Regions from separate parts of the Mus musculus genome. Here region 1 is linked to region 2. A link is a loop called in an ENCODE intact Hi-C map of the cell type or tissue named here. Cell type or tissue: heart. All regions are shown on one strand. Each heading gives the region's core, and the rest is flanking DNA. Links, peaks and the distances in the headings are about the cores only. Region 1 overlaps Amotl1 (angiomotin-like 1). Region 2 has its middle 24 kb from the start of Cwc15.

Region 1 (2,906 bases), core at 199-2,698, 52 kb after region 2:
GCTGGGTGAAATGGCCGTTGACAGCACTGGGCAAGGAACAGAGACCAGAGCAATTTGTGAAGCTAGCTGTGAGAGCCAGAGTTTGTGGGAAAGCGTTAGCAAGCAAGCAGGCAGCTGCTAGTCCCAGAACCAGCATACATATAAAAATAAATTTATGTCATTTGCAGGGAAATTGATAGGACTACAGATTACTATATAAGAGAAGTAAACCAAACTCAGAATCACACATAATACTGAGTATATTTTTCAAATATATGTGTATAGGACATGAAGTTTGAAGGGGCTCTTTGGGAGAAGACAGGGACTCACAGGAGCGAGACAAGGAGACAAGAGTGTGCTATAGAGTAAAGGGACCATAAGTGAAGTCGTAGCTCATTATTTGGTTAGAAGACAAAAAAAAAAAAAAAAAAAAAAGGACTGAAAGAGCCCAGCACACATGGAGGCTTGTGGCAGGCGACTGCTTACGGCAGGACCTTAAGCCACAGCTAAGAAGCACTGTGCTTTCACCCCGTCACCAGAAGGCTAGAGCCTTGTTTTCAGTCCTTCCCTCAAGTAGACAGGTCATCCAGGCGGGGGAGTCGAGAGAGCAGACTCCCTTGGTACCATGTGACTCTCCCTTAGGCCTCCTCATACAGGAGTTGCTTCTCCCTTTGTCCCATCCTCAGCAAGGCCTTTCTCCTTCCAGAGCTATCATGAGCAGCTGGTGAGTCCTGAATTGTGTTCATAGAATGGCTGCCAAGGATCCTCCTTCCTTTGAATTGCATTCAAAACAGGAAGTGCCCAGACAGGCCATCAGACTCCTAAGAGCTCTCTGATACATCCTGTGGCTCAGAAATTAATCCCAAGCACCTCATGGTCTCCTGCCAACGACAGCCCATTATTTACCTCTCTCTTTCCCAGGATCTATCAAATTACCTTGGCATGTCACGTACATACCTTGTGGAGCTTGTCAGCGTTGTCATAGCAGCCCTGAAGCTCCTGGTGAAGCACACGGTTCTCCTCTGTCAGGATCTCTACCATTTGCTGGGCTCGCTCCACAATCGCAAAGGCATCCGGTCCAAGCTGCTGGTTGGGGGAGGCTGGTAGGGGCTGTGAAGCCGCCAGGCTTATGGGAAGTGGAAGAGGCAGGGAGACGGAGTGCAGAGTACCACCGATGGAGGAGGTCTGAGAGGACATGGGGCTATGCTGCTGCACCGTAGATGGAAAAGGCAGCTGGCAGGGCCGGCTGCAAGGGAAGAGAGGACCAGTCATCAGACTCCAGAGGACATATGGAAGACCAAGGAAGGCCACCGGCACAGACACTGTCAGTGGCTTCCCTCAGCAGGGGTCAGCCGTGCACTTCCTCACACTCTGCTAAGTTAAGCGGCAGGTTAAGGCTCAGGTAGTATTTATCACATTCCTCTCACTAGGAAGACAGTGGACCAGGCAGAGCAGGTCTCTGCTCTCCAGAAGAGACAAGCAAGCCATGCTGAAAGTGGAGTCTTGTTCTCCGAAGAAAGGAATTTTGGAGAAGCGATTTCTGTGTGAGAGGTCAGAGCAAGAGTTTCTCAAAGTCTGGAAGAAAGAACCAGGGATTTGGGTGGAAGGGTGAAGCCAGGGAAAGATGTACAAGATGGCAGGAAGTAGCATCAGACAGCATCACCACATGGAAGAAAGCACACCCACAGGGCAGCAGTGCTAGACGGGGGTGGGAGGGTCTGTGCAAGCTGCAGCCACACTTCCATAAGAGGCACACAGAGGCCACTGAGGGCTGCCTCGCTAGGAGTGATGTGCTGAGAACTCAGTGTAAAGGCAGAGCCCAGGAGAAGTCTGGGTATGAATATGAAGAATGAGAAAAACAAAGATGGAGGAAGATAAAATATTATTTCTAGATATGGGGCTCAGCAAGAAATGGGTAGGGGTACCACTTAATCAAATGGGAAAGTATGAGCAAAGGACTGGCTTGTTTTGATCTGTTGGTTCTGGGGTCTAAACTTCCAGACTTCACATCTAGCCCGATGATAAAGGAGCCAACAGTGTCCTTCAACAGCTCAGTACCTGGTGCTGAACTTCAACTTGGAATCATGAATTTCTACCTCCGGTCTTCACTTCCCCTCCCCCTTCCCCTTCCCCCAAATTCTTCAGAATTCTGTCAGCCTGTTTCATGAGAATAACCATGTTTTCTTTCAGGCTAAGCCAAGGGCTCCTCATAGGAACCTGCACAGGTGCAGGAACAAATGGCAGTCATAGATCTTAATATCGGGTTCTCCCATCCCTGCTGTCCCTCTACAAGGTTTAGCTTTCTTGTTAATCTCTACTTCCAAGTCTTAGAACTGGAGGAGGGGTGATGAAACTCGACTGTAAGACAGCTCTGTGTGCTGGCACAGCCTGTACTCCCAGCACTTGGCAGAGGCAGAGGCAGAGGCAGAGGCAGAGGCAGAGGCAGAGGCAGAGGCAGAGGCAGAGGCAGAGGCAGAGGCAGAGGCAGAGGCAGAGGCAGAGGCAGAGGCAGAGGCAGAGGCAGAGGCAGAGGCAGAGGCAGAGGCAGAGGCAGAGGCAGAGGCAGAGGCAGAGGCAGAGGCAGAGGCAGAGGCAGAGGCAGAGGCAGAGGCAGAGGCAGAGGCAGAGGCAGAGGCAGAGGCAGAGGCAGGAAGATGACCACAAGTTCAAGGAGAACCTGGGCTACATGTGATCAGTTACAGGGCAGTCTGGGCTAAAGAGTAAGACCCTGTCTCATAAAGCATAAATAAAAATTTTAAAAATCTGGCATCAGTCCAAAACTACCTATTATTTCTGTCAAAGGGTGAGCCTTCCAGAGAATGTCACTTACATGTGTAACTTGTGGCCATTCACAACCAAAAGTCACAGCACTCCTCCAATGTCCCACCAGGAGGTTATTGAGACCTACATTTTCCTTTTGAGTACAT
Region 2 (2,906 bases), core at 90-2,589:
GATCTTCAGAGAACATGGGGTTGGAAGTCATTGTATTCACAGTGAGTGAACACCCCACCACCGGAGAAGTCAAGGTCCATGAAAGGAAAGCAGCAACTCTAGAAATCATAACAAGCCTTAGAGAGAAGGCATTATAGGAGTGGGTAAGCCATGTAGGGAGGGGAGGCAGTGACAGTGTGGGGAAGGCCACATAGGCACGGGCAGGTGGGGTCGGCATGGAGCAGAAGGTAGAGGTGTAGGGTAGGCAAAGAAGAGATGAGGCAGGCAGTGTCAACACTGGGCAGGTGGTGTAGACAAGAGGAAGGTCATTAGTAAATGATGTTATCTGCCCAAGACACTTGGAGACATCTTTCTGCAGACATATATCTAAAGGGGGGTTAAGGCAATGGAACCCTTAAGAACCCTCTTTAGAAAGATTTATGGTGTGTGTGTGTGTGTGTGTGTGTGTGTGTGTACATGAGTATGGTGCCTGTGGAGGCCAGAGGAGGATCCCGGAACCCCTGGAGTTAGAGGTGCCAAGAACTCTAGTCTGTAAGACTAGCAAGTGCTCTTAACTGCTGAGACTTCTCTCCAACACTAAAAATGCTCTTACACCCAGAATGGAAACTGGTTTTCTGTGGGCTGAGGAGCAGAGAACACACACACACACACACACACACACACACACACACACACACACACACATACACAGAAAGAGAGAGAGCTTCCTGGCACTCATGTCTTTTAATACCCAAGGGCCTCTTTGTGACCATTTTAGGTTCACTCTTCTGTAAGTAGTTTGCAGCCACAGGGATACTTCTAGGATGATCTCTTTGCAAGAACAGAGACTAGAAAGCCAGATGGCTTTTCCCTCTCTGTACAGGCCCTCCTCTTCTCCTCTGTTCTTGTGCTCCAGCAGCTAGACTTAGCACATTTCTGCTCAGAAAATGTAATTCTGGAGACCCAGGCCTGTCCTAAGAGTGTGAGAGCTGTGGAAGCAGCACCAGAAGCAAATGTCTACAGTCAGACATGAGCGTTGAAAAGCTTCCAGGAGTATCAGACATTTACCCAGGCTCCTCCTGCCTAGGTTAAGCGCCCAGAGAAAGCTGTGGTCATTCCCCAAGTTGGCCATTAGGTGGCACCCCCATCGCCAAGCAAGAGCTCTGTCGGGCTCTCATTTCATGTAGAGCAATGTCAAGACTTCCTACCACTGTCACAATGTCCAAAGGTGGAACTTCTTTCCCCTTTGACTGGAGGAGTTTTATTAAACACACACAAACTTTTCAATGCTCATTATAAAAGCAATGTTTCTGATTTTCCTAATAAAGACTAGTCACTATTTTACATTTAGCTCACCCCTAGAAGGAAGTTAAAAGTATGGTTAGATCTTTAGCAACACAGACTTATTTGGGAAAGAAATGACACAAAGAAGCCTATCACTCTCGTCGTGTGACAGACCACAAATAGGAATTTTGCTCTAGATTCCCGGCACCCAAGGGACACACCTGTGGGAATGGTCACTTCTTTCTCCACAGTGGAGCTGTGGGGAGAATCTGGAAGTGCTACACCCACCATATAGCAAATCCAGACGCTAAAGGGCGCCATTTGAATACAGCGTCCTCATGGGCGATGAGCGATGTCGGGAGACTTGAGCTTGCTGAGGGTTTCTACAGTCCTGGAGTCAAAGCCTTCAGCATTCCTTCTGCCTTCTGAACAGACGTTACCCTCACATCACACTCCGCATCCCCACTTGAACTTGGAGGCACTCACGTTGTCCTCGAATGTCTTACTTTGTCCTAGTGTGGAGTCCACCATGTACCCAGTGTTATATCCATTAGCATGTTTGCTTGTTTTTCAAGACAGGGTCTCACTCTGTAGTTCTGACTGTCCTGGAACTCGCTATATGGACAGGTGGGCCTCAAAATCACAGAGATCCTCCTGCCTCGCTGGCCCCAGGAGTGCTGAGATTGAAGTATGCGCCGCCATGCCCGGCACCAGCCTCTCGAGAAGCAACCTTGGGTTCCTGGTCTCTCGTTGCTGGAGCTCCATGAAGGCCTAGGCTAGCGCTCTCACCTCTGTCTGCGGGATACTGATCTTAATCTGGCACTTCACAGAACCTAAAGCATTTACACCAGGGTTCCAAACAGCTGTATGGACTTCTCCAGTGCGACCCGAGGTGTGGGTTACACTCTCCAGCTCAGGCTCTTTCTGACATGCGTCCACCACGCTCCCTGAAGAACACATGGTGAGTTTTCCGTTGTTCTGCCCTTGATCTGAGCTCTTGTGCCGCTGATGATGTCTCTGGCCAGAACACGGCTCACCTTGCCTTTCTGTCCACTCGTGAACTCCGCCACAGGAAAGCTCCTGACAAGTTTCTCAACTTATTCATGGGCTGGCCCAGGAGAAGAAGTAGAATGGTGCAAAAACAAAGAAAACAAAACAAACCCTCACAATATAGCATTATAAACTTTAAACCCCCAAAAAGATCGTGGCTAGGAGTCCTCAACAAACTGACAAAGTGTCAAGAGAGCCTTATGGGGTGGGAGTGCTTCTGGGATGCCTTGGAATTCAAAGTCAAGTCTCTCAAGCTCTCAAAAATGAGGGCTGTTCCTAAAAGGCGTTCAGAGCCACAGATCTCCGGGGGGGGAAGACTATACTTACTGAGGTAGCTTGCAGGCCAGCCTAGGGTTCAGATGGTGAGGCCTTGGGGGAAACAAGGCCACAGGCCTGTCCTTGTGCTCAGAGCCCACTCAGGGTTGGTACTTTGAACATAAACTTGCTCATGCTTCAGGGCTCACCCATATCTTTTCCTCACATACCTCTCAAGCTCACAATGCTGCCTCTTTGTCAGGTGGGTGGGTTGCCCAAATCCCTGTAACCACAGGGGTCCCTTAATGAATTATTAGGAAAGATTTCAGTGTGCCTTC

Evidence for each region. A loop is a pair of places that touch in the nucleus more often than their neighbours do. Peaks named below come from ENCODE experiments on the same cell type or tissue, not always from the same donor. Only the 100,000 strongest peaks of a DNase experiment are listed, where the experiment ranks them.
Region 1: it touches region 2 in a loop (2.0-fold over the local background); 1 of 42 quality-filtered maps calls a loop at or near these places.

What each region holds. Positions count from the first base shown.
Region 1 is chr9:14,574,215-14,577,120 of GRCm38, forward strand. It overlaps Amotl1 (angiomotin-like 1), which reads right to left. Exons shown (of 13, transcript NM_001081395.1): 4 at 937-1,225. Among named protein-coding and RNA genes, the nearest start is that of Amotl1, 39 kb to the right of the region's middle. In heart, for the core only: a CTCF peak has its summit at 1,324; a DNase peak (open chromatin) is centred at 747.
Region 2 is chr9:14,522,743-14,525,648 of GRCm38, forward strand. No RefSeq gene overlaps it. Among named protein-coding and RNA genes, the nearest start is that of Cwc15, 24 kb to the left of the region's middle. In heart, for the core only: no CTCF peak of the experiment used is centred there; a DNase peak (open chromatin) is centred at 1,109; H3K27ac peaks cover 263 bases.